2 separate regions of the Homo sapiens genome follow, and region 2 is linked to region 1. Evidence: chromatin loops called from intact Hi-C (ENCODE). Cell type or tissue: dorsolateral prefrontal cortex. All regions are shown on one strand. Each heading gives the region's core, and the rest is flanking DNA. Links, peaks and the distances in the headings are about the cores only.

Region 1 (7,644 bases), core at 1,282-6,281:
AAAAAAAATGTACAGAATCAAAGTCAAGAAAATTGATGGGAATTGACACTGAAGTACTTAAGAAATTTTAAGTTTGCTCTTGCTGCTGGTATTAATAAACTTTCATATATCCAACATATTCTTCCTTCCACCTTTCTCATATGTCTTATTAGTTCTTTCAAACACTCAGAATGGATGGAATGATCCAAAATTGACTTGCTACATACTGGGGAATTTGGAAGGGACCTGTGTTTTGCTTAGCAGCCCTGAAACAATAGAATGGCCTTTTTTTTTTTTTTTTTTTTTTTTGAGACAGGGTCTCACTCTTGCCTAGGCTGGAGTAAAGTGGTGCTATCTCAGCTCACTGTAACCTCTGCCTCCTGAGTTCATGCGATTCTTGTGCTTCAGCCTCCTGAGTAGCTGGGACCACAGGTATGTGTTACCACGCCCTGCTAATTTTTTTTTTAATTAATGGGGTCTCACTATGTTGCCCAGGATCTCAAACTGCTGAGCTCAAGTGATCCTCCCTCCTTGGCCTCCCAAAGTGCTGGGATTACAGGCATGAGCGACTGTGCCTGATAATGGCCATATTTAAAGATATATTTTTTCCTCAGTCTCTGACTCTTCCTTGCTTAATCATCCTATTCTTTAATATACAAACCTATAACTTTGAGGAAAGAGAATCAGAGATTATTTCTCCCTACTTACCCATTTCATGGTGCGACAATGAGCACTCTTCTCCAAGCCAAGCATTTGATAAGCATTCATTGCTATGGGTATTTTACTGCCTTAAAGAAATCCACCCCAATTCCCTGCCGATTGATTTCTTAAGATCACAGAAGAAAGTGGAATGAATCCTAGAGAGGCCTTCAAGCTCCCTGACACCCATGGGGCCCACTCATCTCCACCCCCAATACTCCAATTTCAAAATCTAACACATTGTCCTTTTCTTAGTTCCTCAGTTCCCCGCCCTTCAGCTTCTCTTTGTTAGCCACTGGGTGGGTGTAACCAAACCTCAGTCACACTGTGGCCCCAGCAGCTGGGCTTCTCTCTCCCCCATTACATTGCAGACATTCTTTTCACATCATTTTGTCCTCTCTGCTGCATTCCCTACATTTGGCTTCATTCCCTCTGTGCAAACTTCTGTTTCAAGGGACAGCAGTTTGCCAAGGAGATGCTGGCAGAGAGGGTCCAGTTCTTTCCTTTCTATCTGAAGAGCCCAGTGTCATTCATTAGCATATGAGAAGAATGGTTGTAAATAAACATCAAATGAGGTTAACGAGCTGCAGCTCATCAATATTAATGAAGTCCACCTCACAGCCTTGGTATGAGGTACCAATGGCTCTAATCACAAGAAGCAGTTTCATAAGGCCCCAGTTACAGGGCAGGAAGGGTTAGATCCAGCGTGTTGAAATGTTTGTCATTTTATGACCCCAGGAATGCTGCAGGGTAAGGCAGTCTGATACCAGATCTGTGCTTGCAAACCCCTCTTGTGTTCAGTTTACATCTGTTTGTCTCAACAGGTGGAAGCCTAGGAAAAGGCTATATCTGCTAAGCCAGAATCTGGGGTGGGAATTCTCCAGGTCAACCTGCAGTTCCCAAATCAAAATGAAGTTCCAGAGTACCAGGGTTTGATCTCTCATTGCCCTTCCATCAGTTACCCCAGATAACCCAAACACTTGTTTCCAGTGTAGTGAAGGATGGTTTGAGGATCTAAGCCCAGCTTGGTAAGGAATGAAGAAACTCCCATTTCATGTAGCTCATGTGCCTGCCAGCCACCAGTTAAGTCCCTGTGCCTATTATTTAGAGGATTCAAAGAGTAACAAGGGCCAGGCATGGTGGCTCATGCCTGTAATCCCTACACTTTGGGAAGCAGATGTGAGGGGATCACTTAAAGTGAGGGGTTCCAGACTAGCCTGGGCAATATAGGGAGACCTCTCTCAAAAACAATAAATAAATAAAAATTTTAAAAGTAGTTGGGCGTGGTAGCCTGTATTCCCAGCTACTCAGGAGGCTGAGGTGGGAGGATCACGTGAGCCTAGGAGTTTGAGGCCACGGTGAGCCATGATCATACAACTGTACTCCAGCATGGGCAACAGACAGAGACTCTGTCTCTGAAAAAAAAATTTTTTTTTAATTAAAAGAAACAGTAAGTACAGCTATCATTTATTGAACACTTACTGTGTCCTAGGCATGGTACTAAACATTTTTGTTATATAATCCTCACAATAATCCCATGAAGGTATTCCCATTTTACAGATGAGGAAGTTGAAACTCACTGATTTGATGTCATGGGTCTAAGATCACACATCAGCAAGTGGCAGAAGAGGAGCTCAGATTTCGATCTGTCTAACTGCAGAGCCCATGCTCTTACTTCCTACCCTCTGTGGTATCATCTCAGAGCCAAGCACATAAAATGCAAGCTTTTGTGCTGCTCCTTTTCGTCAAAGATGTGTGTCCTCCAGTTTCAAGGGACTAAACACAAAGTAGTTCCCTGGAAGTAGAATCAGAAGGCTTTAGAATTAATTTTTTTAAGTCAAAGTGCCTCTTTGAAATTATTTTTAGAAAGGAAACTTTCATTAAATATGTTTTCCTTGATATATAAATTTGGGGTCAGAGGGATTAGGCTTTGAGAATATGTGTGTGTATGCATGACCCAGTCTGTGTTGATAGCCATGATACTGATTTATCCACCTTGTCACACTAGTTCCTTTTATGATTAAGCACACACCTTGCATGAGGTCAGTGACCATGGAACACAGGGAAACCGCTCCCATGGCTGATTTGAGCCTATGATCTTAGCCTCAATTACATTGTTTCAACAACTGAACGCCTGGTTTATTACTTAAAGTACTATCATTGTACTTTGTCTTAGGGGTGGGAAGGAGAACCGATCAAATTGTTGTTATCACAAAAGCTACACCTGATTGTTTGTAAAGAAGGACTTCTAGTGAAAGGATGAAAGTGAAACAGCTATTTCTCTTTCTTCTATTTTTCTCCTTGAAAATTCAGGGACCTAGGCCAAGACAGGCGGATCACTTGAGGCCAGGAGTTCAAGACCTGCCTGGCTAACATGGCAAAACCCCGTCTCTACTAAAAATACAAAAATTAGCCAGGCGTGGTGACACGCACCTGTAGTCCCAGGTACACGGGAAGCTGAGACACAAAAATTGCTTGAACCCAGGAGGGAGAGGTTGCAGTGAGCCAAGATCACACCACTGCACTCCAGCCTGGGTGATAGAGCAAGACCCTATCTCAAAAAAAAAAAAGAAAAGAAAAGAACATGAAAGAAAGAAAGAAAACTCAGGGACCTTACTTGGTAATTTTTACCTAGGCAAAATGCCCAGGAATGTTTCCACAGAATGGTACCCAAAGCCCACCCATGCAGGAGCCCTTCCTGCCACCAAGGTAACCAAGACTAGGAAGCAATTGAAACTGGGCCTTCCTTTCCCAGGCCTGTGGCTGTCAACTTGGCTCAGAAAGAGGCAGACTGATGACTTTGTCTCCTTACCCACTCACACTACCACACAGTTCTCATTTGAGCCTGGTCACATGGCTGTGCCTTCTTATGGCCAAACAAGGATACGCTGTTTCCCGTTCTTTGCACCCTGGGTTTGGCCTGAGCATCCTTAGATGAAACCATCAGGACCCCCAAACCTTGAAGCTTTTCCAGGGGCAAATTGCATGCAGGGGAAGGAGGGGCTGAGCTGTGTAGTGGAGCAGCGGATGGTGTGCAGTCGGGATGTTTGCAAGAGCCAAGGGGTTAGTTCATTGCTGCTTTGTATACTCAGGCACACCAGAAAACTCAGATTAATAGGCTGTTTATTCTTCAGCATGTTCCTTGAATCAAAGGCTCTGGATGGTATTATTAAAGAGTGTTTGTGAGAGCGCCCTGGAACACTCCTCCTGGGCTCCGCTCACTGAAGAGGAACGATTGAGTCCTTTCATTTCCTGGGCAGCATCCCTCTCACTCATTGCTCACTGTAGTATAAAGGTCTGTAGAACCTTTGTTAGAAACAGGATCTTTTGTTCTGTCCTTATGAGGTCCCATTACCTACAGCACCTTGATCTGTTGGAGTCTAATTATTTAATGTTCTTGTCTTTTGAGCTACCTGAACCTAATGAATGCAGTCCACTCTATCTCAGGGAGTTGTTTTGCTTTGGTTTTTTGCCTCTATTTGGCACCAGTTTCCTGTTTGGACAGTATTGCCTTTTATTTTCATGGTTTTTTTTCAAGGAGTTTGTCCAGGAGAGAAGGAGACATCCACCTGAAACCTACTCTGTGAAGCAAATGAATATGTTTTTTCTATTAGAAGATTCTCCTAAAATGTTCTGAAGTTTGTTCATATCTGGGAATTGAAGCACATTGAATTAAGAAAGAATTACTTCCTCCACCTCCACCCCTGCAATAGAGATTTATACTGGACAAGGTGGCAAAAAAAAATTAGGGGGAAACTGCTCGGTACAATTCCCCCCCAGTTCCCTTGGGGCAGCAGCGTGCTGCACATGAGGAATCACTGTACCTTGTTCCCCTGGCAGTGATACTTCTCTGTGGCCAGGCAAATACAGTAGTCCAGGCCTTCCACAACTTCTGCATGTGCGCATGTGCGCACACACACACAGACGCTCAAAACCATACCCCTCCTGGGCATCCCCTTAATAGAGGCATCCAGTATATTGCAAAGGTACTCATCACTATACACAGTGCAAATACTCAGCACTCGTTTATAGCAAACCCAGTATGAATAATTAGCAATAGTTTGGGATCTGGCACAACCCTTAATTACCACAACTAGAGGCCAGAAAATGAAATCAGGGTCATATATCTGAGGTTAGAACTCTAGAATCTGTCTGGCATCCTATAGCCCAAAGCACCACAGGGAGGTACACCTTGGAGCAATGGGAGCACTGTCATCCAGGAGACACTGTCCCCTCACTTTCCTCCAAAACCAGCACAGCTGTTTGCACGAGGGCTATCTGCCGTATATACAGTGAGACTAAGATATATATACACACCCTGGCGCTTCGCCTGATTTCTTCTGTGAAGTCCATCTGTTTATCCAGTTCCAGATCCCAAAAGGCAGTCACCAAAAACTAAATAGTGAGAAGGGACAGGCTTTTTTTTTTCTTTTTTGATAAACATGTTACAGTGAACAAAACAGATTTTGCAAACACATTCCATCTAGTAAATCTTACCTCACAGCTGTGTGAGAAGAGCTTGGAGGAGAGAAGGATGGGGAGCAGGAGGGTCTCAGGACTTGATTGGAGAATTAGAAAGTTCAGAAACCCACAAGGGTGGGACAGTTCAGTACTATCTACTTTTTTTTTTTTTTTTTTTTGAGATGGAGTCTCACTGCGTCGCCCAGGCTGGAGTACAGTGGCACAATCTCAGCTCACTGCAACCTCGGCCTCTTGGGTTCAAGCGATTCTCTTACCTCAGCCTCCTGAGTAACTGGGATTACAGGCGCCGGCCACCATGCCTGACTAATTTTTGTATTTTTAGTAGAGACAGGGTTTCACCATGTTGGTCAGGCTTGTCTTGAACTCCTGACCTCAAGTGATTCGCCCACCTCACCCTCCCAAAGTGCTGGGATTACAGGCGTGAGCCACCGCCCCTAGCCTATCTACTTCTTATAGGGTGATAATTGGCCTTTTCCCTTCATTCTAGCCCCTCATCCTAAACCTGGAATCTGTGATGGGCTCACCAAAAATGAAGATCTGGCTGCAGACTTTGGCTTCTTTCACTGAAAAGCTGATCTAGCCAGACTTTATCTTCAAAAGACAGGCCCTGCACTTCTGATGTTCCCTGAGCCTCTCCCACTGAGCCTACTCTCGTCCACTGTAGCCATGATGCTCTCTGGATTCAGACAATGGTGTGTTGTCCCAGAACACTGTATCTGGCCTGTCTGTGCTTCACATCTACCCCTTTGGCTAGGAAAATGAGGGACAGAGCTCACATCAGTAACTTGGATTCTGAGGACCGAGGACAAGCAGAAGAAATTGACCTTTTGCCTCAGAGGTGGCTGGATGTTTGTGTGTCTCTCTTCGATGTCAAATTGGCTCACTGAACCACTCAAGAGTTGTTTTTTAAAAATGTTCTGCTCACTCCTCATTTGCGGGTCAGATGCTTTGGATAATCCAGTGGAATTCTCTCTGCTTCACTGCTGGTTGCTGCCAGACACAGAGTGCTAAATCCTGTCAGTCGGTGACTTGAAATGATGATGTGTGAAACAGTGCTGCGATTTGGACATCCTGCACTCATTTGCATGGACTCCTTTGCCAGTTAACCACAGTAGTGAAATGGGGCAGCCTGGGGCAGCTTCCACAGCCCTTGCCTTATCTTTCCTCAGTGTCCCCACCCTCCCCCATGGCAGTATGTAGCTCCAGTAATTGGTAAGGCTTGGAATTCTGTTTCATTTAATATTATTCCCTTCCTAGGCATCATAGAGCAATTTCTTTAACATGCTAGATTGCAACATGCCAGAGACAGAGAAATAGCATTTGTGTGCAGAATGGAGAGGCGGGAAGCAAAACACTCTTGTTGCTGATTCCCATCTCCCGGTCTTTGCCCTTCCTTCTTTCCCTAGATTGCATGGCTGGCTGATTCTCATCTGGTGAGTTCTCAGCTCAAATGGTACGTTCTCAAAGATGAGCCTGGCACAGCCATCTCATGTGGTCCCACCCTCAGTCACTGTGTATCACACCACCCTGCCTGATTTATGTCATTGCTCTCCTCACTTCCTAAAAGTATTTCTTTCTTTGTTACTTTTTATTCTCTGTCTCCCCAACCACTGCCTCCACACATACACACTAGAATGTAAGTACCATGAAAATAGGGATTTTTATCTGTCTTATCCCTTGCTGTTTCCCCAGAATCTAGCACAGTCCCTGGCATACCTTTGACACTTAGTATATTGACTAAATAAGTAGCTAAGAATGTAGCAATTAAGAACTTCTAAAGCAAATATCCATGGTTACTATCAGGAAATAGTAAAGGCAGACAGACAGAGAGTTTGAGGAATGGAATGAGAAGACATGATTTCTTATACTGATTTTAATAATGGTCTTAATTACAAATTGAATACGTTAAGTCAAAGATCACAATATCGAGTCGCTCTTCATTTCTTCTGACTCAGACTAAACTGCCCCTTATTGAGTAGGTTAGGTCAGGGTCATAGAGACCAAGTACTACAAACTTCCTGGCCAAACTGGCATAATTGATGCCACAAAGTATGCCCACTTCCAGATTTCCACTGGGTGGTGCCTGGCTTTGCTTTCCTTAGGGCAGTTGCCAGAAGAAACTGGCACAATTTAAAGCAGTTTAAAGCCCAGCCTGGGTATCTTCATCTAGCCTTTATTATATTCTTGCCTGCCTCCAGTTCCCAAAAAGACTGCATTCCTGTCTGCAACTCCAGGGCCCTGAAGCCCCTTCAGTCATGAAAGCCATGGAGGTGGGTTAGCCCTGATCCACCCAGCGTGAGACAGTATGACCAAGAGAACACATCTTTTTTTTTTTTTTTTTGAGACAGAGTCTAGCTCTGCCGCCCAGGCTGGAGTGCAGTGGCGCAATCACGGCTCACTGCAAGCTCCGCCTCCCGGGTTCACGCCATTCTCCTGCCTCAGCCTCCCGAGTAGCTGGGACTACAGGCGCCCGTCACCACTCCT
Region 2 (7,126 bases), core at 804-5,803, 190 kb before region 1:
TTCCAGGAGAGAGCCGGGGAGGGGAGAGCGCAGAGCGGAGCGGAACGTGGGCCGGCCAAGCTACCGCTCTTCGGAGAGAAAGAGCTCAGTCCGCGCTAGAGAGGACGCGGAAAAAAGCCCCTGAAAACCCACAGGTAGTTTAAATAAGAGACATGAAAACTCTGTTTTGGATTTGGGAGGTAAACCAATCTTTAAAACGAGTGCCTAGACATCTCCACGCCCTGCCAGGCAAGTTCGGAAATCTGCACTGACTTTTTCCACACGAGCTGTCCTACGTGAAAGAAAGAACCGGTAAAAGACCAGGCAGGGTCTCCAGACCCCTCCATTCTGAGCCCCAGCTCCCTTCATCGGGGCTGCGAGGCAAATGGGGAGACTCGGAACTCCCGCCACGATGAATAGCGATGGGTGAATAGGGCTGGGGTTCAAAGATCAAAGTTCTTTGATCTCTGGGCACAAACTAGGGAAAGCTGCTCAATCACGGGGTGCACCCAGGGTCGTTAAGAGCCCGCGGAGAAGCAGATTCCATCGGAGCCCTAGTCCCACACAACAGGGGGTACGGGCACCAAGGAGTCCTGCTGCAGCCGTCCAGCTCCCCCGAGGGCTGGGACCCTGCCGCGAGGGCCCGGCGGCTGCCTTCTGGGGTTCAGGGTTACCGGCCCCCTGCCCCCCTACCCCAGCCAGGGCAGATCTGCGGGAGCCTTCCAGCAGTTTCTTCCCTATATTCCTCCTCAGCCCCCTTTCCAACCACCTCCCTTTAGGACGATCCAGGGCTGGAAGCTGACTGGCCGCAGCCAAGAGAGGGACCCCGAAACACCGCCGAGGGGAGATGCTGCCCGCAAACAGTGCCCCAGAGCCCCTTGGTGGGAGCAAGACCTGGAGTCCGGGAATCGTTCTCCGAGTAGAGGAATCCCGGTGCCCAAGTACCAGATTCTACCGGGGCCTCTCTCCGCAACCCGCCCGAGCCCCCAGCCCCAGGAAGGAGGGCTATTTACAATTTATGGGTTTAGCGACCCTCCTCACCCGCCTCCCTTTCTTCGCACGCATTCATTCGCACCAAGGACACAGAGCCCCCGACCTAACCTGAAAGGGAAGCAGCCCCCGCTCTTGAAAGAGCAGCGAGGGAGGGCGAGCGAACGAACGCCCCGGACCTTACCCGCGCCCCGGCCCAGACCCGCGCCCCGGCCCAGACCCGAACCCGCGGAAGCGCCTCCGCTGATGCCCCCGCTCGGACTGCTGGAGCCGGGGCCGCTCCGGGTCCTCTCCCCTGCACGCAGCCCCAGGGCCACGGCTAGGAGCGAGGGCGAGGGGTCTCAGGCCCCGGCCCGCGCCGTCCAGGTCCCGGGAGGCGAGTCCTGCAGCGGCCGGACCCAGGGACAAACTTTCCCGGCGGGCGCCGCTTACCGTGTGCGCAGAGCAGGGCGCCAAGCAGCAGCGCGCCCCACTGCCGCCTCATGGTGCCGCCCGCGCCGCTCGCCCGGGGTCCCGCCGGCTCCCGCCGGACGGCGCGGCGGAGAAGCCCGCGGAGGGTCCCCGAGGGGGAAGCGTCCCGGGTGCACGGCGGCCTGCGCGCCCCGCAAGTCGCCCTCGGGCCGCCGCCGCCTCCAGTGCTGCCAGAGCCGACGCTGCCCCGCCAGGGGACCGGGAGGGGGTGTCCCGGGCCCGACCGCCCCGCCCCCCGCGCCGCAGCCCCGGCCACCGCCACCGCGCCTGGGCCCGCCCCCAGCGCCGGCCCGGCCCCTTCCCGCCCTCGGCCCCGGCTCCCTGGTCCCCCGACCCCACCCGCCGGCGCCTCCTGCGCGGGGCCCCGCTCCTCCTCAGGCCGCCCCCACATTCCTGGCCCGAGAGAGAGCCCCCTCCCTGTCGCTATTACTACTGCTTAAATTTCCCTAACTTAAAAAAAAAAAATTATCCTAGCAGCAAGTCTCGCCCCCGCTCACTCCAGCTCTATGCTTCAGACGAGCACCTGAGCTGACCCAAGTCGCCTGGACGTGACCCTGCCCCCGCCTACCGGCCCCAAGTCCAGACTTTTTTGATGTCTGCGAATACGCAAGGCTTGTGGATGCATAATCCTCTTGGGTCTTTATTGACATCAAACAAGGGACATCAGGGGGCCTGGAGTGCTGTATCTTAACTGGCGTTCTCACTGTCAAAATTCCTTTTCGGAGATTTTCTTCTCCCTGGCCTCCCCCGGTCTAGGCAGCGTTGTTCTAGGGCTAAATAATTCACCGACCCCCCCGCCCCTTTTCATTCACTCATTTCCTGAGATGGTTGTCTGGGTCCTGTTGCTCCAGCTCAGAGGCCCAGATTCGGCCCATACAGACTTAGTTCCTCCTTGCTGTCTTTGTAAATCACTGTTGTTAGCCTCTTCACCTTCTTTGACTTTCTGATCCTGACAAGGAAGGGAGGGGGTCAGGAAAGGAGTCCTCATGGGCAGCTGCACTCCCACAAAGCCCTCAGCCTCCTTCCAGCCCCAGTCTGTAGGTCCTTCCCTCAGATTTAACTTTTGATTTACTGCATAAAATCATAAACTTGTCTCTAGTCTTCCTTCCTTTTGTGGTCTACTCTCCCTAATGCATATTAATAATACGGATTAATTTCACCACCTTCCATTTTTCCAGGTTGAATCTTGTTTTGTTCCTTTTGCCCAAATGCCCAACTTTCTGATGGCCCAGTATATCGCTTTTTTCCCTCCCAGCTGATATGCCAGCATTTCTTGGGCTTGGATCATCTATGGATTTCATTAACTCACTTTCCTCACCAGTAAATAGAGTCAGGAAGACCCAAATGCCCCCTGTTAGCTGAGGGGAAAGTAATTTGGCATAGTGCAAAGTGGTTATTAGATTTCTCTAAATGGATACATTGACATTTCATCCTTGCTTGTTTTTTTCAGTACTTTCACTTCAAATTACCATCTTTTACCAAAGCTAACATGAACCATACTTTGCGACAGCAACAACAACAACATAAAAGATGTAAGGTGTTAACTCCTTGTTAGGCAGTAGTTTTCTATATCGTTTTGCCTGAAATTTTTATCCAGATGCAATGTGGTTGAACTAGCATCACCATGGTAACTATTACTGAAGCATTTTCTGGGTGTGTAGTTCTTCTTGCTGACTGAAGGCGGCAGTAGCGTCAGGTCAGGCTTACATGATCTTGGGGCTAGGCAAGACTGTCAACATTTCTGGCCTCGATCAGTTACCACAGCCTAAAATCCAAGGAGGAAAAAACGTCAAAAGTAGAGGCTGATTCCCCAGCATCCTCCTTCCCACCTCTCATTTCCTAATGCAGGTTTGGTTGGTCTCAGGGTTTCATATATGTTGCTTATGAAGACTTGCTCTTTTTTTTTCTTTTTTGAGACGGAGTTTCACTCTTGTTGCCCAGGCTGGAGTGCAATGGCGCCATCTCAGCTCACTGCAACCTCGGCCTCCCGGGTTCAAGCGATTCTCCTGCCTCAGCCTCCCGAGTAGGGTAGCTGGGATTACAGGCATGCGCCATCACGTCCGGCTAATGTATTTTTCGTAGACGGAGTTTCTCCATGTTGGTCAGGCTGGTCTCGAACTCCTGACCTCAGGTGATCCACCCGCCTCGGCCTCCCAAAGTGCTGGGATTATAGGCGTGAGCCACTCTGCCTGGCCGAAGACTTGCTTTTAAATCTGTTGGGAATGACCTTGGGATTCTGGAGACCATATTTTTTTCCAGCTGAAAACTAGGGACTTGTGGTAGAGCCAGTACAGTTGTCCCAAAGAAATCCAGGATAGGCAGTCCCCATACTTTCAATGTCAGGGGATTAAGAAGTTATAAACAGTTTCCACTCTGTATGCAAAGGACAGGTTCCTTTCCAGAGGCATGATTTGTGTTGTTTTTCTGGAATTGGAGAAGAAACGAGAGGCGGGCTGTCCCTGTCTGACTCAGCTTGAGAGACTGTTTCCTATGTGCATCCCAAGTCCTTCTCCACGGTTCAGCACAGTTCTGGTGCACAGAGTCATCCCTGGCTGCTGTGAGTCACTGGGAATATCAATGGGTAAGAAACTAGCTTCGTGCATAGTCCCTGTCTGGGTCACCCCCTAGGGTGAGTTAAGTCTTGGCTGTCAGAGACTGCTCTTGTGCCAGGAGTACTAAGCCATATTTATTTTTACCAGGCCTCTCAGACTTTCTTGTTTGGAGTGAGAGATCCTGAAAAGCAGGCCAGAATGGGCTGTTTGTCTCCCTTTCACTGTCCTCTGGGACATGCCCCTAGAAAAGTTGTAGGGGACTGCCAATTCCAGAGGGGTCTCAGAGGCGTTGGTTTCCTCAGAAACACCACCCCTTTCCTTCATCTTTCTAGAACAGCCCAGCATTCTTTCTTCCCAAGATCAGAATATTTCCCTGAATTAGACCATCACTAATGGTCTTTTCAAAGGAAACGCAGGGAGTGCTACGGAAACAAGATAGGGGTGGGCACTATTTTGATCCAACTGGGTTGGTAGAATTCTCTTATAACCCGGGAATCATTCAACAACCTGAATTTCTATATGTAATTCTTCTACAAGAGAATAAGGCCTGAAGTTTCACACTTCAACACAGTGGTTCTCAACCACAGGTGAATTGGCAGGCATGGGGCAACATCTAAAGACTTCCTTTCTTCCTTCCTTCCTTCCTTCCTTTCCTCCTCCTTCCCTCCCTTTCTCCCTTTCTCTCTTTCTTTTCTTCTTCCCTTTTATTTTATTTTATTTTGTTTTATGTTATTGAGACGTAGTCTTACTCTGTTGCCCAGGCTGGAGTGCAGTGGTGCAATGTAGGCTTACTGCAACCTCTGCCTCCCGGGTTCAAGCGATTCTTCTGCCTCGGCCTCCTGAGTAGCTGGCATTACAGGCATGCACCACCATGCCCGACAAATTTTTGCATTTTTAGTAGAGATGGGGTTTCACCATGTTGACGAGGCTGGTCTCAAACTCCTGATGTCAGGTGATCTGCCCACCTCGGCCTTCCAAAGTGCTGAGATTACAGGTGTGAGCCACCATGCTTTTTCTTTTAGAGACAGGGTCTCACTGTTACCAAGGCTGGAGTGCAGTGACTATTCACAGGCACAACTACAGCACACTGCTGCTTTGAACTCTTGGCCTCAGGTGATCCTCCTGCCTCAGCCTCCCAAGTAGTTAGAACTACAGGTGTGCACCACTGCACCCGGCAATTTTGGGGAGTTGATGTTACTGGCATCTAATGAATAGAGGCCAAAGATGGTGCTTAACTTTCAAAGATGGTGCTTAACTTTCTACAGTGAGCAGGGCATCCCCCACAACAAAGAATTATCCATCCCAAAATGTTAATAGTGCCAAGGTTGAGAAACTGCTTTAAAAGATTAAAACATGAGACTGCAAAGAATTACTCTATCTTATTTCCAGAATCACTTTCTTGTTGAAGGCAATGTGAATGGAGATAAGTTTTTGTTGTTGTTGTTGTTGTTGTTTTATTTTGTTTTTTGTTTTTTGAGACGGAGTCTCACTCTGGGCCCCAGGTTGGCCTGATCTCAGTTCACTGCAGTCTCTGCCTCTGGGCCCCAGGTTGGCCTGATCTCAGCTCACTGCAACCTCCGCCTCCTGGGTTCAAGGAATTCTTGTGCCTCAGCCTCTCCAGTAGGTGGGATTACAGGCATGTACCACCACACCTGGCTAATTTTTTTTTGTATTTTTAGTAGAGACAGGGTTTCACTATGTTGTCCATGCTGGTCTCCAGTGATCCGCTCACCTTGGCCTCCCAAAGTGCTGGGATGACAGGCGTGAACCACTGCGCCCGGCCAGTTCTTAAAACTTTAGAAGAGAAGGCACAGCTAAGGGGACTAATAGAATCCTATACCTATTTGCTTTAGAGAGGCTTAATTTCAGGATTCGCTTACTCAGTAACTACTTATAAAGGGTATATTATGCGCCAGGCACTCTGAGGCAATGATGAACAAATAAATATATTGGGTCCCTGGAACTTACAGTCTGATGGTTGAAGGGGGCTGCAAGTTTGCAGAAGCATTTAAAAAATGCTCCCACAAATGAATTTGAAGTTACAAATGTTAGAGGCTTTGAGGGAAAAGTACAGGGTTCTATGAAAGGAAAGACTGGACTTAGGTTTGGGGGTTCGAGGAAGGCCTGCCAGAGGCACTGACACCTAAGCTGAGTAAAAGCCATCAGGCTAGGAGTGGATGAGGCCTTCCAGGCAGAAGGAACAGTGTGTGCAAAGGCCTTGAGCCAGGAAAGACCTCATAGAATGTAAGGAAAAGTTTTACTAACTTTCAGCAACAGATTTGCTTTTATCTAGGTTCAGGGGGCTACTACTGAAGACCAGAAACAGTGAAAGCGTGAAAGCCTGAGAGAATAGTGTCATTTGCATTTCTGTGCTTTTTTAAATTGCAAACCCTCAAAACCTCCATTTCTTTTCTTTTTTTTCTTTTTTTGAGACAGAGCTTCACTCTGTTGCCAGGTTGGAGTGCAGTGGCGCGATCTTGGCTCACTGCAACCTCCACCTCCTGGGTTCAAGTGAGTCTCCTGCCTCAGTCGCCTGAGTAGCTGGGACTACAGGCAAGCACCACCACGCCCAACTAATTTTTGTATTTTTAGTAGAGACGGGGTTTCACCATGTTGGCCAGGATGGTCTCGATCTCTTGACCTTGTGATCCGCCCACCTCGGCCTCCCAGAGTGCTGGGATTATAGGCGTGAGCCTCCGCGCCTGGCCCACACCATCATTTCTAGTGCCAATATTTTTCATGTTCCAGCTCAGCAGTGGTTCTCCAGTCGGGATCTGGGGCATGTGGCTGATTCAGATCCCTGGCCTAACTTGGGGCACACCCTGATAGGTGGGGCTTTCTGGCCCATTTTCATCTCCTAGAAGCCTGATATTCACACACCGGGCACATATAGAGTCTCTGCAGCAAATAGCTCAGTATATCTTGCTTCTTTTAACAGTAAAGATATATTCAGAATGTTGGGGTAAACAGATCAATGAATAAATGCTCATTTGATAACAAATATGAATGAAGCATCTATGTAAATGGCCTCTCTGTTTTCACACTTGCCCCTTTATAATTTGTTCTCTGCACAGCAACCAGAGTGACTTTTTAAAAAATATAACTCATGGTCTGGCACAGTGGCTCATGCCTGT

What was found. Hi-C counts contacts between places; a loop is a spot of excess contacts. Peaks named below come from ENCODE experiments on the same cell type or tissue, not always from the same donor. Only the 100,000 strongest peaks of a DNase experiment are listed, where the experiment ranks them.
Region 2: it touches region 1 in a loop (2.6-fold over the local background); 3 of 110 quality-filtered maps call a loop at or near these places.

Annotation. Positions count from the first base shown.
Region 1 is chr11:47,103,407-47,111,050 of GRCh38, forward strand. The region is part of intron 3 of CSTPP1 (centriolar satellite-associated tubulin polyglutamylase complex regulator 1); the gene reads left to right. Among named protein-coding and RNA genes, the nearest start is that of ARFGAP2, 70 kb to the right of the region's middle. In dorsolateral prefrontal cortex, for the core only: no CTCF peak of the experiment used is centred there; DNase peaks (open chromatin) are centred at 3,555, 4,975 and 6,199; H3K4me3 peaks cover 1,327 bases; H3K27ac peaks cover 4,702 bases.
Region 2 is chr11:46,916,927-46,924,052 of GRCh38, forward strand. It overlaps LRP4 (LDL receptor related protein 4), which reads right to left and starts at 1,624. Exons shown (of 38, transcript NM_002334.4): 1 at 1,402-1,624. The coding sequence starts at 1,453. RefSeq lists enhancers at 1-685, 1,849-2,353, 3,048-3,549, 3,550-4,049 and silencers at 1,189-1,358, 1,369-1,548, 1,559-1,788. In dorsolateral prefrontal cortex, for the core only: CTCF peaks have their summits at 3,091 and 3,293; a DNase peak (open chromatin) is centred at 1,680; H3K4me3 peaks cover 1,223 bases; H3K27ac peaks cover 3,863 bases; H3K27me3 peaks cover 429 bases.